Regions from separate parts of the Homo sapiens genome. Here region 1 is linked to region 2. A link is a loop called in an ENCODE intact Hi-C map of the cell type or tissue named here. Cell type or tissue: endothelial cell of umbilical vein. All regions are shown on one strand. Links, peaks and the distances in the headings refer to the core of each region. The heading gives the core; the rest is flanking DNA.

The links. A loop is a pair of places that touch in the nucleus more often than their neighbours do. Peaks named below come from ENCODE experiments on the same cell type or tissue, not always from the same donor. Only the 100,000 strongest peaks of a DNase experiment are listed, where the experiment ranks them.
Region 1: it touches region 2 in a loop (13-fold over the local background); 3 of 110 quality-filtered maps call a loop at or near these places.

Annotation. Positions count from the first base shown.
Region 1 is chr3:32,172,077-32,184,310 of GRCh38, forward strand. It overlaps LOC124906367 (small nucleolar RNA U13), which reads left to right and starts at 580; the gene lies at 580-679. RefSeq lists enhancers at 5,712-5,881, 6,187-6,356 and a cis regulatory region at 5,797. In endothelial cell of umbilical vein, for the core only: CTCF peaks have their summits at 3,716 (motif pointing right), 5,349 (motif pointing right) and 5,992 (motif pointing right); DNase peaks (open chromatin) are centred at 3,755, 5,375 and 5,995.
Region 2 is chr3:32,566,708-32,578,794 of GRCh38, forward strand. DYNC1LI1 (dynein cytoplasmic 1 light intermediate chain 1) reads right to left here and starts at 4,151. Exons shown (of 13, transcript NM_016141.4): 1 at 3,918-4,151; 2 at 3,639-3,712. The coding sequence starts at 4,063. It overlaps LOC124906226 (a long non-coding RNA gene), which reads left to right and starts at 12,001. Exons shown (of 2, transcript XR_007095860.1): 1 at 12,001-12,038. RefSeq lists an enhancer at 3,359-4,144 and silencers at 3,419-3,908, 4,089-4,348. In endothelial cell of umbilical vein, for the core only: no CTCF peak of the experiment used is centred there; DNase peaks (open chromatin) are centred at 3,134 and 4,194; H3K4me3 peaks cover 2,395 bases; H3K27ac peaks cover 1,595 bases.

The DNA.
Region 1 (12,234 bases), core at 2,145-10,144, 390 kb before region 2:
CTCTTTGAGGTTCATTTTTCTCATTCGTAAGTGGGAATAATATCTGTGCAGCCTACCTCATAGGATTGCTGTTAAGGTCCGTAAAGAGCAGGAAATCAACATATTAAAGGAGAAAAATTAAATGATCATGGCGATATCTGCTTGTGGCAGAAACAATGCCATGTGTTCACTAAATTATTTTTTCTTTTCTTTTTTTTTTTTTTGTAGATACACAGTTAAATTACATTTCCCAACCTCCCCAGCAGTTAGGTGGCATCACATGATTGAGTTCTAGTCAATGGCATAGGGAGAGAAAAGTGCCACTTTCATGTGTTCTGTCTGGTTCTTTATTATTTCTTCTGTGCGTGCTGGTTGTATATCAATTTCCAGTATGTTCTGGAAGCCATACATTGAAGATGATGGACCCCCTTTTCAGCCAGGATTCTACAAGACAATATGGAGAAAGTACCCCCCAATCACATTGGTCTGTGATTGATAGGTACAAAAATTATTGTATTATGCCACTGAGACATAGGAGTTACTTGTTATAGCAGCTAGCATAACTTCACTTCATACATTGCTAAAAAGATGTTTGAGGAGATCCTTTTGTGGTTGATAAGTGTGATGATTCAGTTTTCATGCTCATGTATGAGATGTGCCCCCAATCAAACTTGTCACAACATCTGCTTATTATCAGACATGAAAAAAAATAGATGTTTCAGGAATTTAAAAATTGAACTTGCAGAAACATCAAGAGATTAGGGAAATTTTAATCCCTTGGTCACTACAGCATCACAGTGTCTGTTTTGCCATCACTTTTTTGGACACAGGAGGCTATATATGAGTGTGGGCGTGCCTATGGGTATGTCTGTCTGACTCTTCCCTACCCAGGATAACTCTGGCTAAATCCAAATTTGTATATCCAATAGTCCTTCTTTCTCCCTCTCACTCTATTTTTTTTTTTTTTTTTGAGACAGAGTCTTACTCTGTCACCCAGGCTGGAGTGCAATGGCATAGTCTAGGCTCACTGCAACCTCCGCCTCCCAGGTTCAAGTGATTCTCCTACCTCAGCCTCCAGAGTAGCTGGGATTACAGGTGCATGCCACCACACCCGGCTAATTTTTGTATTTTTAGTAGAGACGGGGTTTCACCATGTTGGCCAGGCTGGTCTCAAACCCCTGATCTCGTGATCCATCCGCCTCGGCCTCCCAAAGTGCTGGGATTATAGGCATGAGCCACCATGCTCAGCCTCATCCTTCTTTCTCTAGGACTAATGCCAGCAAGTTCCAGGACTTATAACATGTGCTTAACATCAGAGAAGTCTTCACCAGGTGGTGATGTCCTTAAGATGTCTTCCTCATTTCAAAAGCTTTAAGTTAGAAATGTCACTAGATCTTAGATAAGGCCATATGCTACTTGTAACCTCCTGAAACCTGTCTGTCTGAAACCTGAAGGAGTGGTTCTTCAGCTCCCCCTCAAAGACTTAGGAATTAAACTTGTCTGAATTGTACACATTGTGAGTGAAATAGTGCCACTGGAAAGTACTTTACTGTTGAACTCAATGCACCCTGTTATTTGTCAAATTGGTGTTATTTGACTCGTTACAAATGGAAATGCTTTTATGCTATGATGGAAGTGTTATTTGCATTTTTGTTACTAGTCTTATTTTTAAATAATTTTTCAATAGGTAACACAGTCATTTGGTTCAAAAATAAAGCCTGCTTCCCAAGTAGTTATTAGTTTTTAACAATCTCTTCTAGAATTTCATTTCACACACATAAGCAAAATATATATATTCTCATTCCCTTCCCCATTTCTCTACATAAAATTGAGCTTACTTGATGCATTGTTACACATCTTGCTTTTTTTACTTAACATGACATCTTGACAATCTTTTATATCAGTTATTTTTAATAACTGCATGTTTAACTTTTTACTTTGAAATAATTACGGATTCATAGTAAATTGCAAAGGTACCCTTCACCCAATTTTCCCTAATATATCAACACCTAGTTTTTAAAATTGTAAGTTAAAATAACAGTAGCGAAACACTTTCAGCACTGCTCTTTTTCTTTCTTTTTAGTCAGGGTTTCCCTCTGTTGCCCAGGCTGGACTGCAGTGGCTCGATCCTAGCCCACTGCAGCCTCCAACTCCTGGGCTGAAGCATTCCTCCTGCCTCAGCTTCTTCCAATAGCTGGGACTTCAGGCATGAGCCACCACACCCAGCTAATTTCTGAATATTTTGTGAAACCAGGGTCTCACCATGTTACCAAGGCTGATCTTGAACTCCTGGCCTCAAGTGATTCTCCTGCCTTGGCCCCCCAAAGTGCTGGGATTATCGGTATAAGCCACCATGCCTGGCCCACTTTTAGCACTGTTCTAAGTGCTTTGCATAGATGAACATTAATAAAAATGTATCACCCCCATATACAGATGGGGAAACTAAGGCACAAAGAGGATAAAGAACGTGTCCAAATAACAGAGATAGTAATTAATGAGGCCACGTTTTGGACCTGGGGAGTTTGGCTTAAAAGTCTGTGTTCTTAACTCTTAGATAAGACTACATTAACTCCTTTGAGTAATGGGTGTTCATAGTTAAGCAAAAGCAAACAATGATGTGAAGGGTTGAAAGTGTAATCATTCAATTCTTTTGCAGACTTTCATAAATGTACTGTGTTCATGCATGCGATATATTTTAAGACAATACTGTTTTAAAACTTTTTTAATAGTTTTAATATTGAACTTTCTGTATCAATATAATCTCCTACATCATTCTACATATCTGCATCATTTTCTATGACTCTTCCTTAGTTTATTACAGATAAATGTTTGTTTTCTTTTTATTATAATAACTGGTGCAGAAAACATTCTTGCACATGGATTTCTGCTCATTTATATGAGTGAATCTACATCATAAAATCCTGGAAGCGGAATTGCTGGCTCAAAGGTATGTGTGTTCTATACTTTAATGGAAACCGCCAAATCCCCCTTCACAAAGATGGCTGCAATTTATGCTTCTGACCTCACTTTCTGTTCCTAATTACCTCTACAGCCTCTATTAGGGAATTCTTTATAATAACCAGAGACCTAAATTGAACCAAATAAGTCCCAGAAATGTGAGCCTTTGTACTTAATAATTTATGTCTCTCCTGTCAGTTTCACTGTAAAAAATAAAATTTTTTGTTATTCAAAACTACAATTGTGTTAAAGCAGCCATCTTACTATATAGTTGTAATAGTTGGTACTGAAAGTTTTTTTTTTTTTTTTTTTGAGACAGGGTCTTGCTCTGTCACTCAGGCTGGAGTGCAATGGCACAATCTTGGCTCACTGCAACCTCCACTTCCCAGGTTCAAGCAATTCTGCCTCAGCCTCCCAAGTAGCTAGGATTACAGGCACCCGCCATCACGCCCAGCTAGTTTTTTGTATTTTTAGTAGAGACGGGGTTTCACCATGTTGGTCAGGCTGGTCTTGAACTCCTGACCTCAGGTGATCTACTCACCTCGGCCTCCCAAAGTGCGGGGATCACAGGTGTAAGCCACCGCACCTGGCCTTGAAAGTTTTTATAGTCACAGAAATGTTCATGTAAATGAGATGTTTATAACGAATGTTAAAACAAGAAACATTTTTTTAATCACAAATTCACTATTTATTCAAAACCTCTTCAAGCTGTTGTCAAAACAAGCTGAAATGGGGGTAAGATGCTTTTCTGGGAGAGTTCCAGGTTCTAATTAACTATGACCCTTGCCCACTAGAGGTCGCTCTTCGTGAATAACTTCCCTAGGCAGTTGGCATGCTGTGAAAGACATCACTATTCCTATGGCATTTTGGTCAAGTTTTTAGAAGAACACGTATTTCTTATGAACTAAACTAAATTTGTACTAGAAAGCGCCCAGTGTCTACGTTTCACTTTGACTTTTAAACTCAAAACAGACCACAATTTCTTCTTGTTATTCCAATAAAACTTTATTTACAAATATAGACAGTGGGTCAGATTTGGCTTGAAGTCTGTCAATCCCTAGGTTAGCAGGCAAATTTTTTAAACAGGAAAAATAGAGTTGATGCGGCCTTTCTCTGCAAGGGGACAAAGCCTGGGAAATAGAGGTCTGGAGCAAAATGTGAGTCCCCAGAATACAAAGGATACAAATGAAGAGATGCATAGGGTCAGGTATGGGGCCAGGGGCATGGAGCTTCTACGCCCTCCCTGGGCACGCCAGCCTCCGGGGACCTCCATGTGTTCAGCTATCCGGAAACTCCCAGACCACACATTTTGACATACAGCAGCTTTACTTTCACTGCTGGCCTGTGTCCACCTAGATGTCTGGGGGACTTTTGTTGCTTCTTGATCTCTTTCTCTTCCTTGATGTCGGAGACCCACTTATGAACATCTTTACTAAATTTCTGTTTTCTTCTGTCTCTCATTCTGACACTGACATTCTGACAAAAGCAAAAACACTTGCTTCCTGCTTTCTGCTTTTAGGAAAGATTCCAGGAACACACCTGGGAAATACTTTTAAAGGAGGCAGTTTCAGCAAGGAGAGTGGTAGGAAAGATAAAACCTCTTTGCATCCTAATCTTTCTGGTTTGCTTGTCTGTTATCTTTGGAGACAGCATAATTTTCACTAGGATGCTGTGTAATCATGAAGCTAATGAAATGTAAGCTTCAAGACCCTCACTTGTGTAAATCCTTTCTAAGGCCCTGTACCAAACTTTGTTTTCATAGATTTTTATTTTTCTTAAAGTCATAACCCCCTAAAACTAGTCCATCTCTAGTTTCAGAACTTTGGAGTCAGGTGGGGGTTCAAATTTTAGACCTGTGTGAACTTGGGGAGCTAACTTCCCCCTAGGCCTTAATTTTCTTTTCTGTAAATAGTATCTTTTATCTTGGGTTTCTTGAGAAGTCAGAAAACATGTCATTTGCTTTTCCCAATTCCCTGAACATATTAGGGGACTTCATGATGGAAAGAACCCAGAGAGAAAATGACAAATCCATATTTGGATGGAATTGCTTGGGACCTTTGTGGGGAGATGTGCAGGAAGCAAGAGGACACTCTGGACAACAGATCAAAAGGGGATGAGGAGCAGAGATGTTGGGTGAGGCCAGTGTCCAGGCAGTTACTGAAGCCAGAGTTGGGTGAAGGAAGTATCTGTGTGGCAGGAAGGAAGAAGCGGGAGTCTAAGCCCAGCACAGTGTCCAGGGTGAGGCCTGAACTTCAGAAGTTCACATTTCATTTCTTGCGGGTAATTTATGAATCTTGCATCCCATTGCTCAGGACTTACTCATTCAGGACTCTGTTCTCATTGATCCTGCCGTCCTAAGTGTGACAACCGTTTGAAATTAATTATTGCAATACCCAGGATAATCACTTGAGGGCAGCACTGCGCAAGGGTTATTCAACCAACAACGTTCATTTAACAGATACTTATTGAGGACATGTCGTGTGCTAAGCAAAGTTGTAACTAGGGTCAAGGAAAGCTTTCCTGAGGAAGTGACCCTCGACCCATGTAGCAGGATGGGGTGGAATTAAATAGGGAAGGAAGAGGTGTTCCAGGTAAAGGTAGCAGCATGTGCTAAGGCTCTGTGATGGCAGAAAGCCTGGGAGTGGGGGAAGAAGGGACAGTGCCGTGGTAGCTGGAAAAGTGAGTGGGATGTGGATGCAGATCGGGATTACAGCTCAGTTTCTGGAGCCTATTAACATTTTCTGAGCGGTTACTATGTGTCGGGCCCTTTCCTATAACTTATTTCAGGGAAGGTGGTAATAGTCCCATTTTACAAAGGCACAGAGGTATGGCTACCACCAGTCTTTCTTCAAGGCACCTCTCCTTCCCAGAGCATCCTTGTCTCCACTGGACACTTAGTCCTACCTTTCCTTCAACACATGGGTCAATTGTGGCTTCAAGTTGAATATCTTACTGATCATTTTGTGCATACAACGTGTTCTGGTGACTGGGCAGTTCTCCCTAAGCCAGAGGTTCTACTGATACTGTGTGTCCTCAGTATCTAGCCCACAGATGACCACTAGGGGATGCTCTGTTCCAGTTGGTTCCTGTCTGGAAATAGGCACATGACATGGCGATTTGGCAGAACAAATGACATAGTGATGTAGTAGATCTTGGCTCCACTTCATCCCTCCCTGAATCCATGCATTTTGCCACAAGACTTTACAGGCTTTACAGACACGGTATATCTCCCAGGCCCTCAAATCTGGCTTTGCTCTTGTGACTTGCTTTGCCAATGCAGTGTGGCAGGAGTGATGGTGTGCCAGATGCAAGCAATATATATATTTATCAACTCGACTTTCTCCTATACTTTTGCTCTATTTAGTCTCATTTTGAAGGAGATAAAATATGAATTCTATTTTAAATATTTTTATTGCATACAATAGCTCAAATTCATTTCTTTTTATCTGCTGTCTTACTTTCCATTATATGAATAAATCCCATTCTAGTTATTCATTTCCCTATTGATGGGATTTAGGTTGTTTGAAGGTTCTCTTTTTTTTTTTACTAATAAAGAAACAAAATGGGAAATATTTCTGTGCATGCCTCTTGTGTACCTAAGTGAGACTTTCTCATGGGTATATACTAGGAAGCCATGGGATACTCACATCTTCAAATTTACTAAAATATTACTAAATTGCTTTTCAAAGAACTTGGACCAATCTATTCTCCCACCATTATTAGTATAGAAGAATTCTCATTTCTCCACATTTGGCATCACCTGGTGTTGCCATACTAATTTGTGTAGGTTTTTGCCAATCTGATAGGTCTGAAATGGTATCTGGTTGATATTTTAATGTTCATTTCCCTGATTTCCAAAGATGTTGAGCTTCTTTCCTTGTGTTCGTTGGCCTTCCAATTTCCTTTTGTGAGTTGACTGTGCATTTCCTCTGTTTTCCTTTTCTTTTCTTCTTCCTTTTTTTTTTTTTTTTGAGTTGACTTGCTCCTGAAAGTCTGTCCTTACATAATCTTAATATTTTATATTATATATAATGTATGCTTGTATATTATATAAAGATAATATATTAAAGACTATAATATAGTATATGCAATACATTTAAAATATATATCCTTTGTATATTTGGTTGCTTATATGCACTGCAAAGATCTTCCAGTATTTTATAACAGTTTTATTGAGATGTAGTTCATATATCATACAATTCAACCATTGAAAGTGTACGATGGGTTTTTGTTACAATTTTAGAACATTTTCACCAACTTGAAAAAAAAAAACCTTCACCTTTTGGCTATCATTTCCCTATTCCCCCATCCCCAACCCTAAGCAACCACCAACCTACCTTCTGTCTCTATCAATTTGCCTATTCTGGACATATAAATGGAATCATATAATATGTGGTCTATTGTGACTGGCTTCTTTCATTTAGCCTAATTTTTCAAGGTTTATCCATGTTGTAGTATGTATCAGAACTCCATTCCTTTTTATGACCAAATAATATTCCATCGTAGGGATATGCTACATTGTTTTCCCATTCATCAGTTGAAGTAATGTTTACTGAAAAATGTAACTGAAATTCAAAACTGTTTTTAATAGCATCTGATTTCTACTCATCTGATCTGATTGCTTACCCCTGACCTCTCCTCACACATAAATAAAGTTGGTTTTGTTTGTTTTGTTTTGTTTTTACCATGATGATCAAAAAGTTTCTGACTGGCTTTGAACTGTACTTCATTGGTGAAAATCCTCCATTCCAATCCCTATAATTAAAGAGGTAGGCCTGGGGACCCTTGTTATCCTGTGTGGCCTGGGATCAAGAGCATCAGCATCACCTGAAGCTCGTTAGAAACTCACTCTCGTCTCGCAGACCTGTCTGGATTAGACTCTGAACTTGAAGGAGATCCCCAGGTGAGTCCTGTGCCCATTTGCTTTGACAAGCTCCGCCCTGGACCACTCTTTCTCACCCGGGTGAGTGTTGAAATCACCTGGAAGCCTTTGGGAACAATGCCAAGGACCTGCCCGCCTTTCCGAGATTCTGATTTCACTGCTCTAGAGTGGGTCCCAGACTTAGAGTGTCTCCAGAGCTCCCACGGGATCCCACTGAACAGCCAGACCTGATGCAGAGATCTTTGAGGAGCAATCCCAACTTTTTTCTGTAAACCACTTTCATTTAGGGATGTTTAGTCTACATGATTTAAGCCACCAAATTTGCAATTCTGTTAAGCAAAACTGACTGGTTCTCGGTGAAGGAGCTGCAGGCCCCTTTTTAAAGGGACTGGAGTATGACGGCCAGTACACCTTATGAGTGGGTGTCAAGGCTCTGTTGACAAAGATGGTTTGTGTTTCTAAGAAAACACAGCTGAAGCCCTGTGAAGGGTAGGTTGCCAAGGATGTGCTAGTTTTTCTTGGTTCATTTTCAGTTCTCCGTTTACAAATTTGCTCTGCAAATTTGGAATGGCTACTACTTTAAGCAGCGTTTACCCAAAAGTGACTTCTTCCTTACTCCTGCCAACAGAGTAAATACAATAAGAATGGACATCTTGGGTAGACATCAGGATGTCTCTTTTTAAATAAACCCCATCCTGATCTTATCTTTGCTAAGGAAGCTGTGGCAGCAACAAGCTGTCAAATCAATTTCTCTCCCTTCTCATCCCTCCGACGATTTCCTTGAACGCATGTGTTTCTGTTCCCTGTCACTGGGCTCACACAGCAGTCACCACAGTAACCTTCTCATGGGTGGGGGTGAGGAGTTCAGCATCCACCCTTTGTATCCACAAAAGGCTTTGCCACCTTACTGGGGGGGGTTGCCTATGTTTCCTTGTCATTTACAACCCTGCCCCATTTCTGTTCCAGATAGTGGCACAGTAATGCCCCAGATTGAGGTCACTTCTCTTGGAGTTAAAGGAAACAGGAGAGGGATGCGTGGTGTTTGCACCGTGCATCCTGCCATTATCCAACTCACAGGTATGTGTGTGCATCCTCTGGACTTTCTGGCTATGGTCTTTTCAGCCACCTCAGAGATTGTGTCACCTTGACTTACCGAAAGGAGTGACCACCTGAGAATCAAAGGCCCCGGGGTTCCTGAAATCCACACCAGGAAGGGCACATACAGGTGTCAAATCGCTTCTTGGGGTCTCTCCACAAGCACCTAAATGACTACGCTGTTAACTTGATCTATTTCTCTCATACTGGGCCAGAGAACCCTGCTTTATTTTCCAGATACCTAGTGCTAATTCTCCTGTGTTTGTGACACTTTCCTAATTCCAAATCTGGGATATTTTTCTACTACTTGAGGCAGATTCCTTAGAGGCTTTTAATCTGATAAAGAGTTCTCAAACCTGGGCAATCCAGGGTGTGAGTCTTAGTTTGAGAGAGGACAGACCTCCTTTAACCCAGCAAGTCAGAGATCTTTCGTGGGTGGTGAGTTCTGTGCCCACAGAAGCCAGCATGGCTTGCTTAGCATTACAGTACCCCGGGCCTGCCATGGACAATTACTTCTGGTTTTGATCTTCACTAAAGACTTTTGCTTCATTTTCTGGTACACTGCCTTTCTGATCACATTACAGGTCTGCACCTGCGCGTCTGTGCGCATGTGCGTGTCCTTTGTAAATAACTGCCTGTTCTTTTCTTTCAGCTAGTCCTTGCCTACTCCCCTGCCCTGCCTTTTTTATTTTTTAAACTGGTTTCATTCTTTTAAATCAGATCTCCAATAAATAATCGAGTAACCTGGCCTGAGGTCCCTGCCTCCTGGAGGTGGGAGTATGCACACAATGCTTATTGGCAATTTCCACAGAAGGGCATTGAGCCGCTTGCAATGTGATTTATTTTTCCTCCAGAACAACTGATCGCAACTTCTGAGACATCTCTGATGTCCTTTGCAAACTCCAGCGTGCATGTTCCTGCATGTGCTCTATTGACAAGGATTTGATGTGAACATCATTTCTTTCAACTTTAGTACATGTATCTGCAGAAGAATCTGTGTTCCTGTTGATTCACAGCGCTGACTTCTTCATTGGTTTCTATGACAGCTTTCTGAAACAACAGGCTGGGGTGTGTGTGTATACGTGTGTATGTGTGTGTGTAGAGTAGGAGAGAGAGAACGAGGGGGGAGAGAGAGAAAGAGAGAAACAGGACACCATGGATTGATTTCATTTGATCATTATGCCTAGGTGTCCAAGTCTGTCTGTCACTCTGCTGCATTCCTGTACTATCATGCCTGTCTTCCACTCCCTTTTCTTTTTTTTTTTTCTTTCTTTCTTTCTTTTTTTTTTTTTTTTTTTTTTTTTTGAGACTGAGTCTCACTCTGTCACCCAGGCTGGAGTGCAATGGCGCAATCTCGGCTCATTGCAACCTCTGCCTCCCAGGTTCAAGCTATTCTCGTGCCTCAGCATCCCAAGTAGCTGGGATTACAGGCCTGTGCCACCATGCCCAGCTAACTTTTTGTGTGTTTTTAGTAGAGACGAGGTTTCATCATGTCGGCCAGGCTGGTCTGGAACTCCTGACCTCGGGTGATCTACTGGCCTCAGCCTCCCAAATTGCTGGGATTACAGGTGTGAGCCGCTGTGCCCAACCTCTCCCTTTTCTTTCTCTGCCCCGTCTTGTTTATTTTCTTCATTCCTAACCATCACATCCAGTTTCATCCACTTTAACACAGAACATTATATGTGATTCTAAATTAATTAAACTTAAGAAGTTTTACTGTTCTCTGTTATTAAATGTCAGCAGAATAGAATGATTTCTTTTTCTTCTTAAAGAAAGGAAAAGGGTAGTAATTAAAATGCTTTATTTTTCCTCTTGATTTTTTGGATGCCATATATATGGTTTCAATGTCAAAATTTCAATCACCCTGTATGATCTCATCTTTTTTTTCATTTTGTATTAAACCAAGAGCATTTTCCCATAGTATTAAATATCCTTAGGGAATATATTTAACCATGTATAAGTTGATGGCATTTTTAGAGTTTTATTTTAATTTGGGGATACACAACCTAATTATATCCATTGGTCTATTGCTAGTGGTAGAATTACAGGATTTGAAGGGTAGATTTTGAAAGCTTTCAATAAATATGACTCAACTGCCTACCAGCCACGTATGAGTGCCCAGGTTAGTGCCCATCCATCTGGCATTGAGCAATATCTTGGAAAAATACAACTTTGCTCATTTAATAGGTGAAAATGGCATCTTCATATTTTCAATTTGCATTTAAGTATCACTAAGTTGAAGATTTGGAGATAATAGAATTTAGAAAAGGAAAAAGTTTACTTGCAAGAAATACAGGGACCTCAGAAGGAACTGCTCATCAGATAAAAAACACAACAGGTCATTAACAGCAAACACTGCAAACTTACCAAGGTTACTGAATTTGTAGTTGGTGTGTTCATGACAGAAAACCGGCAATTTTCTTACGGGGTTATCATTTCTACAAAGGCTGGGGTAGTCTTCAGACAGCAGTTTTGCAAAAGTCTGGGATAAAGTTGTTTGCATTAAGTAGTCAGCAACTTACAGGAAATGCTCAAGAGTTCATTTATTTGGGGGGCTAGAATTAGAGAGGGTTCAAAATGTTTGTTTTCCTCTAACCATGGGACTTAACGGAGGCAAGAGATCAGTTTTGCTTCCACGAGACTTTTCAGGTGTAGACAGGATTGTGTATTTCTGCTTGTATAACTGTATGTGTCTTTTGCCCTATTTAACTTTACTGGGTCGTACCTTTTGCTTATTGATTTTTATTTCCTATATATTAAAAAGCTATTACGATAAAATGTAAAAAAAATACTTTCAATGTCGTTTGCCTTTTGGTTTATGATATTTTTATCATAACTAACACCTTTATCTTTATGTAGTCAAATTGTTCAATTAGTTTCCTTATAATTTCTGCTTTGGCACCACACTTAGAAAGTCCTTTTCAGCCGGGCATGGTGGCTCATGCCTGTAATCCCAGCACTTTGGGAAGTCAAGGTGGGCGAATCACTTGAGGTCAGGAGTTCGAGACCACCTGGCCAACGTGGTGAAACCCCATCACTACTAAAATTACAAAAATTAGCTGGGCGTGGTGATGCACATCTGTAATCCCAGCTACTCAGAAGGCTGAGGCAGGAGAATCCCTTGAACCTGGGAGGCGGAGGCTGCAGTGAGCCGAGATTGCACCACTGCACTCCAGCCTGGGCAACAGAGCGAGACTTCATAAAAAAAAGAAAAAAAAAAAGGAAAGAAAGACAAAAGAAAGTCTTTTTCAGCTCTTTTTATATTGTTTATAGGCAGCCCACAGAATGGGAGAACATATTTGCAAATCATATAACTCATA
Region 2 (12,087 bases), core at 1-8,000:
AGCCGGGGCAACAAGAGTGAAACTCCATCTCAAAAACAAACAAACAAACAAACAAAAAAACAAATATAATCAATTGTATTAAAAGTAATTAAATATAAAAGGTAAAAATGAAAATGCAGTTCTTAAAAAAACAATTTAGAGGTTAGAACCTACTTAAAATACATGTGCAAGAAGTCCTACCTTTATTAAAAACAAATCTTAATGAAATCCATTCTCAAAACCTTTCAAGAAAGAAGAGTTAATATCATAGACTTTTTGGATTTCATTAGAAGTCAGGCCTAGGCAGATTAAATGATTACTTAAACACAAGTGCCATTGCAACAGCTGCATCCCAGAATCCAATAAATATTTGGATTTTCCTTTAAAATAATTACCAGTACTTTTGTTCAAAGACAGGCTTTGAGTAGAAAGAGTTTTGTACCTGGCACTCTCTCCCTTGCAGGAACTTCTATCAAGTTAGAAATCCATGCCAGAGTCACAGAACAGGGCCCTTATGTTGTGTGACCTTGGAAAATCCACTTAACAGGTCTCTACAATTCATTACCCCATCTATAAATTGGTGCCCTGATCAGGGAGGAGAGAGGAGGTGAAATGAGATTTGTATGAAAATCCTTTGACAATGGCTCTTACACATACACACGTTACTACACATACATGACCCTTTACTCCCATCAGGTTGTAGGAGGAGAGAGAATGTGGCAAGCTAAACTGCAATTTGTGTGTGTTGTGAGGGGAGTACTTAGGGCTATATCATTGTTCCTATTCTAGGTTGTTTCTGAAATGTAAAGCCTTGTCATAGGCTCAGATTTGGTTTTTTATTTTATTTATTATTATTATTATTATTATTTTGAGACAGGGTCTCACTCTGTTGCCCAGGCTGGAGTGCAATGGCGTAATCTCAGCTCACTGCAACTTCTGCCTCCAGGGCTCAAGTTGTCCCTCCACCTTAGCCTCCTGAGTAGCTGAGACTACAGGCATGCACCATCATACCCGGCCTTTTTTTTTTTTTTTTTTGAGACAGAGTCTCGCTCTGTCACCCAGGCTGGAGTGCAGTGGCACGATCTTGGCTCACTGCAACCTCCGCCTCCCGGGCTCAAGCAATTCTCCTGCCTCAGCCTCCCGAGTAACTGGGATTACAGGTGTGTGCCACCATGCCCAGCTAATTTTTGTATTTGTAGTAGAGATGGGGTTTCACCATATTGACCAGGCTGGTCTCTAACTCCTAACTTCAGGTGATCCGCTCACCTAGGCCTCCTAAAGTCTGGGATTACAGGCAGGAGCTGCCGTGCCAGGCCAATTTTTTTATTTTTTGTAGACATGGGGTTTCACCATACTACCCAGGCTGGTCTCCAACTCCTGAGCTCAAACGATCCACCCCTCGGCCTCCCAAAATGCTGGGATTACAGGCGTGGGCCACTGTGCCTGGCCTTAGATTTGTTTTTTTAAATAAGAGACTCCAGAGACCACTTGCATTCATGAAAGATGTATTAGGGTCAAGCATCCTCCTGCCTAGCACCTTCAAACTCATAACAAAGAAAACCACAATCCCTATTTGGTATTTCTTTCCTCCACCAGCACAGAGTGAATGCTGCCATATGTGACGGTGAAATGTCTGTAAGAAATCTTCAGGGGTATTTTAGAAAGTTAACTCTATTTTTGTAACCAGTATACAAATCAGTTATTAGCTCCTTCCAAAGCTGAAAAGGACTCTCTGATGAAAATCCCAATAGTACTGAAAGAAAAATATTAAATTTCAAGCTCATATTACCTGATATTAGATGCACTTTATGAACTATTAAGTTCATAAAAAAGGAAATTTAATCTATTCTTGTATGGTGGAGTGAAGGAGGCTGGGACCTCTAAGAACACTCAGTCCCATGCACAGACCCAGTGTCAAAGGGGTGTTAAAAAAAAAATGGCACAACCTCAGTGCAAATTAGGTATACCAAAAAATGAACAAAACTGCCACTTTTGTTTTACCATAAACAGAATCATCTACACAATATCTAATGTGCAGAAATAACTGGACAAAATGTATAAAATAAGAACAAAACTACTGAATCTTACCTTTACCATGACAGTGTTTCCAAATATTTAATTAAAATAGAATCAATTTCAATGAGGTCATATGAGCTTAAATCCATTTTACCTTAGAAATGAGTAGTAATTTGTTTAAATTAGTAAACTAAAAATATATTATACAATTTTTTTTTGCTTTTGGATCCTAATTTATTTTTGCCCTATGAATATCACTTATGTAGGCACTAATTCAATTTTTTAAAAAGTTCTGATCACAAATATTTTCTAATGCAGTTTAAGATAAATCCATGACAAAGTATCACTTGCAAATATTACCACGATACAAACATTAACTCATTTGATTCCCGCCACAACCCTAGAGGCAAGTATTATTATTTCTATAACAACCATTTTAAAGATGAAGAAACTGAGGTTTATAGATGTCAAGCAACTTGCTTAAGATCCTAGGGCTTATATGTGATAGGGCAGTGACTCAATCCAGGCTAATCTTCAGTAGGTGCTTTCAACCACATTAAAAACAAGGGTAAAAACTAATTTTTCAACTAGCTCCATGTAGCTTTAAAGAATATCAATAATCATATATTCTTGCTTGGCAGCAGTCTATTAAAAAAGTAATTTTTTCTATGTAAACATTCATATTTAACCACGCAGCCTATCAAGTAGTATTTGACTTCTTGTTTCCTGTTTTTAGATGGATATAACCAAAACAACAACAACAACAACAAAAAACTCTGGTATTGAGCCGACACCAAATACCAAAGTTTTTAAATTTAATCATCGTATAAGCCAAACTTCAGTTATCTCGCATGTAAAGAGCTATATAGAGAAATTTCTCCTATAAATGATTCAGGAGCTAAGCCTAGAAAAATGCGAATCTGCGAACTATTCTCCCTCAGTCCTCTATCCCCACCCCCAGAGTCACTAAAGAAACAGAATACACAACTTCCAGAGAGCCGAGGAGATACAGAACAATCAGGAGAACTGACACTGGACCGTTTCTCCTTATTACATCCATTTGGCTGAAAAGACTTAACTAGAAAGTTGTGTTCTACTGCCCTTTACAAATTTCAGAATTATATGTGACAGTTAAGGTAGCTGCAACACGAGCACATTGTACCAGAGAACGCTGAATCAAGAACATTTATCGCCAGGTCTTAGTTCTAGCTTCTGTCAATTATACAAAGAGTCAGCTATTAAATATTAATGGCATGCCATTTGCGCTGCAGCTCTCGCAAAGAGCCTCCTGCTACCAATTTTTGTGATGAAAGAAAACCTGTCATTTTCTAGATAAACCCCAGGCCACGAGAATCCCTCAGATGAGCGATCGAATTCTGTCCTTCCCAGGGGAAGCTGTCAGGGCCACCCCCATATACCGGGGAGGAGGAGGAGGAACCTGAGGGAGGGCGGGTCCCCGCAGGTCCTGGGTCAAGGGTCTCGTGTTCCCCTTCTCTCCCAGCCATCCGCGACAGGTCGGGAGGCGAGGCGGGGCGGGGCTGGGCCGGCTGTCCGCACAAAGAGAGCCAGCGAGCTAGCCCGCGGACCAGGTACCCCGGGCCGCTGGGGGCCGGGCGGGGCGGGGCGAGGCAGGGAACACTTACCCAGCAGTAGCACGTTCTTCCCCGCAGGGAGCTTGGAGCGCGAGCGGGTGGAGACCTCGCTGAGGATGCAGGACCTAACGGGAAGCAAGGCGTACGGTGAGGCCGGAGGCCGGAGCCGCAGCGCGGGAGGGACGGACCCGGCCTCGGCGCGCCGGGGATGGGGCTGCCGGGAACGCAGTGGCCGGGCCCGGCGCCGAGCTCCAGCGGGCACGGGATCCCGAGGCGTCCGCGCAAGGCCGGGGGAGCCAGCGGGGGCTGAGGGAGAGGTGGAGTCGTTACCAAAGGTTCTGCCCGTCCTCGTCGTCGCCTGCCGCGGCGCCACCGTTGCCCGACGCTATCTCGTTGCCCAAGGGGCCGCCAGTGTAAGTCGAGGATAATCCCGGCGGAGAAGAACCGAAGGAGCCGACTCGCCCCACGGCCGCCATCTTGGTCGGGAATCACACCACTCCCGGCAAGACTAAATGTGCGAGGCGGCTGAGGCGGTGGCGGTGGAGGCGGCGGGAACCCGGATATGGGGCGTTCAGCGCACGGGAGCGGGGCGGGGCCTGCGGGGGCGGGGCCCCGGGCCGGGCCAGGACTGATGGAGCGAGCGAGAACGGACTGCGCGTGCGTGGCTGCCTGGCCGGCGCTGAGGGGCTGAGCGTACGCGGGCGGCGGGGTGGGCCGCTATGCTGCAACTGAAGCCCAGTGATCTGACAGTATGGAAGTGCTTTCCTTCCGCTCATCCGCGGCCCTGGGCTGCGGCAGGGGGGTTGGGTGTGTCAGGTGAAAAGTGCTCCCTCCCACCCTTCAGACAGGTCCCCAAACCCTGCGGCCTGCGCGGAATTCCTGCATTGTCATTGCCGGCCCACCCACTGTTCAGGCTGAGAGCGGTCCCCCGCCCAAACCGGCGCTTCGCCGGCGCCAAGATAGAAATGGGTCGCCCGGCTGGTAAAGAGGCTGCCCTGCAACCCTGGGCTGGAGTATTGCTGTGGTCCTGGATTTCTGGACTTTATTTGCGTTCTCAAGTGGCGAAGTGTTCCTCAACCTGGACCCACATCAGAAGCAGGTTCTCCGAGCCCCTAAGCAGCGGCGTGACAAAGTAATTGTTTACCCTGGAAATAGACTGTTATTTTTTAAAAATTATTGTCAGGGCTTGCTTTAATGTTCTTAATGTTTTTGTATGAGATCCTCCATGTGAGATTTGAAAAGATCCACTATGCGGGTCATCTAACCGGTCACTAGACATTGATTCCACACTTACTACGTCGAGCACAGTTGACACTGGGAATACATGGATGGACTTATACTAGCCCTAAAATAACTCCTTTTCTATTAGAACTTTACTAGGTAAAGGTATTTGAATGTCTGAACTCCATGTTTAGAAGGAGTCATTGGTTTTAAGGCTCTGTCCTAGTACACCTGTAAGAGCATTTGCTTAAAATTGCCTGGCCTTTGTATGTTATCTCTGTCACTTCATATTTGAAAATCACTTGCTAGAATATGGCCTGATCAATGCTGTTATGCTAGTGAGAAAATCCACAACTAAAGACTATTTGCTATATATTAGCATTACGGTTAGAAGTCTGGAAGCCTTTGGAGGCTGGCAAATCTGAGTTCAGGTCTAGCTCTTCGAGTTTACTGGCTGTGTAACCTTAGGCAATTTACTTAACCTCCGTGAGTCTCAGTTTCCTTATCTGTCAAATGAGGATAAAAGAACTTAGAGTTGTTATTGAGATTAAACGGGATGATTCATGTAAAATGGCTTAGAATAACGACTGGCAAATCTTAAGCGCTTACCACATGTTAATTGTTATCAATGACTTTCTTTACCTTTCACACCATTAATATCTGACCAACCTCTAGAAGTGATGGGCCTAAAGAACTCTTGGAGCTAAAATTCTTTGTCACCTGTAATGCCAGCGCTTTGGGAGGCCAAGGCAGGCAGATTGCTTAAGCCCAGGAGTTCTTGACCAGCCTGGGCAACATGGCGAAACCCCGGCTCTACAAAAAATTAGCCAAGCGTGGTGGTGTGTGCCTATAGTCCCAGCTATTTAGGAGGCTGAGGTGGGAGGATCACCTGAGTCCAGGAGGTCGAGGCTGCAGTGAACTGTGATCATGCCACTGCAATCCAGCCTGGATGACAGAGCAAGACCCTGTCACTAAATAAATAAATAAATAAATAAAATAAAACTTTTGATTTTGTTGTTTATATACTTAAGAAAGGAACCAGAACCCTCCCCAGTAGTCCTACACTTTCTGTGGCACAAAGCAGGATGGAGACCCCCAGGAGAAGCTGAGTCTTTATGTTACTGTTCTAAAGGAGAGCTGTATACTGCTCTTGGCCCCTCTGAAAGCCATTTTACTCTGTACTTTATTCTTTCAGTCATCTTCCTCAGAGCATTTTCCCCTCAATTTTGTTGTCAGTTCCATATCATATTTGCTTAGTCTGAGAAGTGTTTACTTTTATAATAGTGTCAGGCTTCAACACCTCATGACTTCCAGATGCTCAACTACCCACCTAAATTGAGGTCAAAGTTGTATTCCTTGTGGTTTTATAATATCCCTATCCAGCATTCTTCCATTAAGGTGGCTGACAAAAGTGGTCATTTATGAATGCCTACTATGTGCCAGGCACTCTGTGTGTTGTATTTGCAATCCTCATACTTTGTAAGGGTCAGCAAAATTAAGTAACCTACCCCAGGTCACACAGATCAGAAGTTTATAGATAAGCTGAGATTTTTTACTGTCTAGTCTGTAAAATGACCTAGGCCAAACCATGTTAAAATAAATGTCCTCGTAATTTTAGATGCTATTCTGGTAAATACCTTCTGTGAAAACCTCTACATTACAAAAATAGGGAAGCTATATATTATGAGGAAGTCTATAAAAGGAAATAATTCATCAGTCCCTTGGAATTTTTGTTGCATAAATGCTGTTTTATAATTGACCTGTTTTCTATACTATGATTGCTTTTTCTTTATTGCCCAATGTTTTCTTACATCTAAAATTAATAACCATCTTGTTTTTCTTTTTTCTTTTTTTTTTTTTTTTTTTTGAGACGGAGTCTTGCTCCATCGCCTAGGCTGGAGTGCATTGGTGCGATCTCGGCTCACTGCAACCTCCGCCTTCTGGGTTCAAGCAATTCTCCTGTCTCAGCCTCCCGAGTAGCTGGGACTACAGGTGCCTGCCAACACACCTGGCTAATTTTTGTATTTTTAGTAGAAACGGCGTTTCACCTTGTTGGTCAGCCTAGTCTCAAACTCCTGACCTCAGGTGATCCACCCGCCTTGGCCTCCCAAAGTGCTGGGATTACAGGCGTGAGCCACTGCGCCCGGCCAACCATCTTCTTTTTCATTTGCTTAGATTTCCATGTCTTTAATTCAGTTTCAAATTCCCGTCCCAGCTGTGTAAAACTCCTTGTTAGGTATTTTAACAATTTTACCTTCTTAAAGACACCTTTAAGAACCTTCTAGCCTGCTCCATTCTGAGTTGGTTATTCTGAAACTGAATACACAGCTGTCATCCTGTGATCTTTCACCATTGTTCAGAAGATTCCCTTTGCCTCAATCTTGTGTCTTCTTGTTTTAGTGGAGAACTTCCCCCAATAGTTTTCTGATAAAAAGGCTCACTGGTAAGTCTTTGGACACCAGTGTATCCAGTCAAGGTCAACCAGAGGAAAAATGGCATTCTTAAGGGGGTGCTAGAGGAAAGCTTAATAAAGGGACTGTTTACAAAGGTGTGAACAGTGTGAAGAGATAGGACTAGCAACAGCAGGAAGCCTTAGGCTTGAAAGGGATAGAGGAAGGAATGTTTACTAGAATCCAGAGAGAGATGCAGCTTATAGGAAAGTGTTGCCCACCAAGATTTATAGTCTTCAGTAAAGGAACACAGTATCCATCCCTTTCTTTCTGCCCCCTGGTCTCCCACCAGTGTTGCCCTTTGACCAAACCCAACCAGGAGCCAGAGGACAAGAGACCCAAGTGAAGCAATCCATGCAGGTCTACCTCCCTGAGCACAAAGTGGGAATAGAGAAGGATCTCAAGGGGCAAACAAGATATCTAGCACACCTCCTGTGTTTGAAAATGCATTTAATCTACCCTCACTTAATAATAGTTTGGTTAAGTATAGAATTCTTGAGTTACAAGCTATCTTCCCTTAGGTTTTTAAAGCCTTGGCCCCCTTATCTGTTAGATTCTAGTGTTACCATTGAGAAATCCAAAGCCATTCTGATTTCTAAATCTTTGTTATGTGTTCTTTTTTCTCCTTATTGGAATCCTTTGCAACTTCTACAAATTCCCACTAACACATCTATCCCCCTTCCATTATTTGCACTTTCATACTCTTCCCTCCTGCTAAGTATCGAAAGAATAATCCATACTCTTATACTAAAGCATTCTCTATGCACTAGAACCCATCTCCTATCCTCAACTCAATGACATTGTTCCAACAATTATTCCCTTTCTCTATATAATCATTTTTTATTTCCACTAGATTATTGCCATTAACATACAAACATACTATTGATTCTCTAATTTTAAAAAAAAGAAAGAAACATTTCCCTGAACCCCATTCCTTCACCAGCTACTACTACATATCTTTCCTTTTATTTGAGGGTCTCCCTCTGTCTCCCAGGCTGGAGTGCAGTGGTGCAATCTCGGCTCACTGCAACCACCGCCTCCGGGATTCAAGCTATTCTCCTGCCTCAGCCTTCTGGGTAGCTGGGATTACAGGTGCACACCACCACACCTGGCTAATTTTTGTATTAGAGACAGGGTTTCACCTGTTGGCCAGGCAGGTCTTGAACTCCTGATCACAAGAGATCTGCCCTCCTCAGCCTCCCAAAGTGCTGGGATTACAAGTGTGAGCTACCACGCCGGGCCTCTTTCCTTTCTTTGCCATCAAAACTCTTTAAAAGAATTGTCTCTCTATGCTATCTTAAATTCCTCTTCCCCCTTGCCCTTATGGCTCACTTCAATCAGGCTTTTACCCCTATGACTCTACAGAAACTGCTCTTACCCTTGTCAATGACCCCCTTATTGCTTAATACAATGGTACACTCTTTATCCTTGTCTTTGTTGACCTATCAACAACACAGGATACAGTTGCTCATTCCTTCTGGATATCCTTCATGTCGCTGCCAGGTCACCATGTTCTCTTTGTGTTTTTCCTCCCTTGGTAGCTGTTCCTTCCCAGTCTCCTTTTCTTTACTCATTTTTCTGACTGCTATGTGTTCAAGGACCCCAGGACTCAGTCTTTGTTCCTCTTCTCTCTCTTGGACTCAGTCTTTGTTCCTCTTCTCTCTCTACACTCACTCCCTTGGTGATGTCATCCAGTCTAACTACTTTAAATTCCATCTATATGATAAAGACTTCTAAATTTATTGCTCCAGCCCAGAGCTCCATCTGGAACTCCAAGTTAATATAGCCAACTGCCTATTCCACATCTCCACTTCAATATCTAATAGATATCTCAAACTCAACATGCCCCAAACTGAACTTCTGTCCTATGGGAACAAAGTATCTTCTACCTATGGCTTTCCCCATTGGGTAGCAACTCCTTGTTTCTTTGTTGCTTAGGCCCAAAACCTGAGTCATGCTTGACTTCTCTATTTGTCTCACACCACACATTGAATCCATGAGGAATCCTGTTGTCTCTACCTTCAAAATATACCCACAATCCAACTTCTTACCGCACTTCCCCTGATACCCTTTGACCTGAGCTATCATTTCTTGCCTAAATTCTGTAAAAGGCTCTTCAACATAACATCTAGAGTGATCCTTTAAGAATGTAAGTGAGACCACGTCACTTCTATGCTCAAAACCCAACAGTGGCTCCTCATTTCAGTCGGAGGAAAAGACAAAGATGTTACAATGACCCATAACGCCATGCAGGATCTGGCCCCACCGCCTCTCTGACTTTATCCGTTCCACTCTTCCCTTCAATTTCCCCCTTTCAGCCACATCAGCCCCACTGCTGTTTCTTGAATCTGTTGTGTGTCTCTTTGCTTTGAGGCCTTCGTTCTAGCTGTTCCTTCTGTTTTGAAGGAGGTGAGGAGCTGTCCATCCCAGTATCTTCCCCCAGGTAGCCAGTTGGCCAACTCCCTCTTCTCCTGCAGTGAGTGTGCTCCATTCTCAACTTCTCAGTGAGGTCTATCCTGACCTCTCCATTTAACATTGCACTCTGGCCCTTCACCTCTGAAATTCCAGATTCTCCTTACCTTGCTGTCCTTTTTGTTCTCCATAGCACTTATTATCGTCTAACATGGTATAGGATTTACTTGTTTAGTAGAACTCAAGCTCTGTGAGGGCAAGGATCTTTATCTTCTTCAGTAATGTATCCCAAGCACTTAGTACCTGGAACATAGCAGGCCTTCTGTAAAGATTTGCTGAAGATATGAATAAATGAATGAACCTACTTGTTACCAGTGTTCCAAAATTTTAGAATGGGGGGTGTGTGTGTGGGCACGTGTGCACATGCTTGTGTGTGTGTGTTTAAGAGAAGAAGATAAAAATTCTTCATTCTAACACCTGAAAGCAGGAGCTCTCTTTTATGATATTTTAACCATTAAATTAATTTATTTAGAGACAGGGTCTTTCTCTGTTGCTCAGGCTGGAGTGCTGTGGGACAATCATGGCTCACTGTAATTTTGAGCCCTGGGGCTTAAGTGAACCTCCTGCCTCAGCCTCCTGAGTAGCTAGGACTATACCTGTGTGCCACCATGTTCCAGCTCATTTTTTTTTTAGACAAGGTCACACTATCATCCAGGCTGGAATGCAGTGACCTGATCTCAGCTTACCGCAACCTCGACCTCCTGGACTCAAGTGATCCTCCCACCTCAGCCTCCTGAGTAACTGGGACTACAGGTGCAAGCCACCACGCCCAGCTAATTTTCAAAGTTTTTATAGAGACAGGGTTTTGCTTTGTTACCCAGGCTGATTTTTGTTTGTTTGTTTTGTTTTGTTTTGTTTTGTTTTGGTAGAGAGAAGTTCTCACTATGTTACCCAGGCTTGTCTCAAACTCCTGGACTCAAGCCATCTTCCTGTCTTAGCCTCTCAAAGCACTGGGATTACAAACATGAGCCATCACACCCAGCCTTAACCATTTTAAAAATATAAATCACTTAAAAGTATATTACACACCCCACTCCTTTCCTATTTTAACAAGTTATATAAATATAGATTTATGTTTTCCTGAAGGCCCTTGGCTTCCTTAGGCTCATCAATAATACTACCGTGTTAAATCTGGGAAGTGCTTAGGTCCTACTGGGATTCCCCGGGTGTATCCCAGATGGCTCTGCCTTTTAGTTTGGTTTCTAATTCAGCTGAGACTCAGGGCTTGTAAGTGGGAAATGGAACACTAGCCAAAAGTGAGACAGCTCCTCCTCTCTCCAGCTTCCTGTCTCCCAAGAGCTACACGTCTCTCCTCTCTGCTTGCTTCTCTTCTCTCCTCTCTCTCTGTCGACCAGCGTCCTCTGCAAACTCATCAGCTTTCTCAAGGTCACATTGGGTATTTCTCTATCTCAAGAAAAGTGATCACTGGACAGACACAAGAGCTCTGCAGAAAACTAGTTTGACTGGGAGGGGAACTTTCCGTAGGTCTGGAGGTGGGTACTGCAGAACCACTTCCTCTTTCTTTTGGGGATGCCTCCTTCTCTGTTTGGGAACCAAAACAAGGCAGCTACCACTTGGGCTGCTTCCTATTATATCAGTTCCACAGGCTGCCACAAGCAGATTTTCAAATAAAACCTGCTTCACCCATGGTGCCAAATGCTGGCAGTCACAGTTGATATAAATGCTGGCTGAAAAGCCAAAATCAAAAGAAAAAGGAAGTAAGCAAGATGAGTGGACCCTTAAAGTTTCACTCTGAGCAATTCAAATGATAGCGTTGAAAAGGACTTCAGAGTTTAAATAGTCCCATCCTCTACACAATATGTGAATCTTTTTTTTTGGTAACATTCCTGACATTTGAGACAAACTGATAATGCTAGAATTTGCAGAGTCCTTGCTAGCCGTCTCTCCCAGCAGACCCAACCAGGGATCCCATTAAAGACGAGCAAACACCCACGGTTGCTTATATTTGCTTTCCTTTGAGTCATGTTTTTCTCATTCTAAGTACCTCCTTAGAATGAATGAAATGATGGGTATCTAATTCATTTTGCAGTCACCAGCCCCTCTAATTACAGACCTATCCTTCCTCTTGCTTCTCACCTAGGGATTTTTATCAAGTGGACCCTCACAGAACATCATATCTTAGTGAGAGGTGACAGCGTGCTGGCAGCTCTCGCTCGCTCTCGGCACCTCCTCTGCCTGGACTCCCACTTTGGTGGCACTTGAGGAGCCCTTCAGCCCACCGCTGCACTGTAGGAGCCCCCTTCTGGGCTGGCCAAGGCCGGAGCTGGCTCCCTCAGCTTGCAGGGAGGTATGGAGGGAGAGGCGCGAGCGGGAACCGGGGCTGCGCGCAGCGCTTG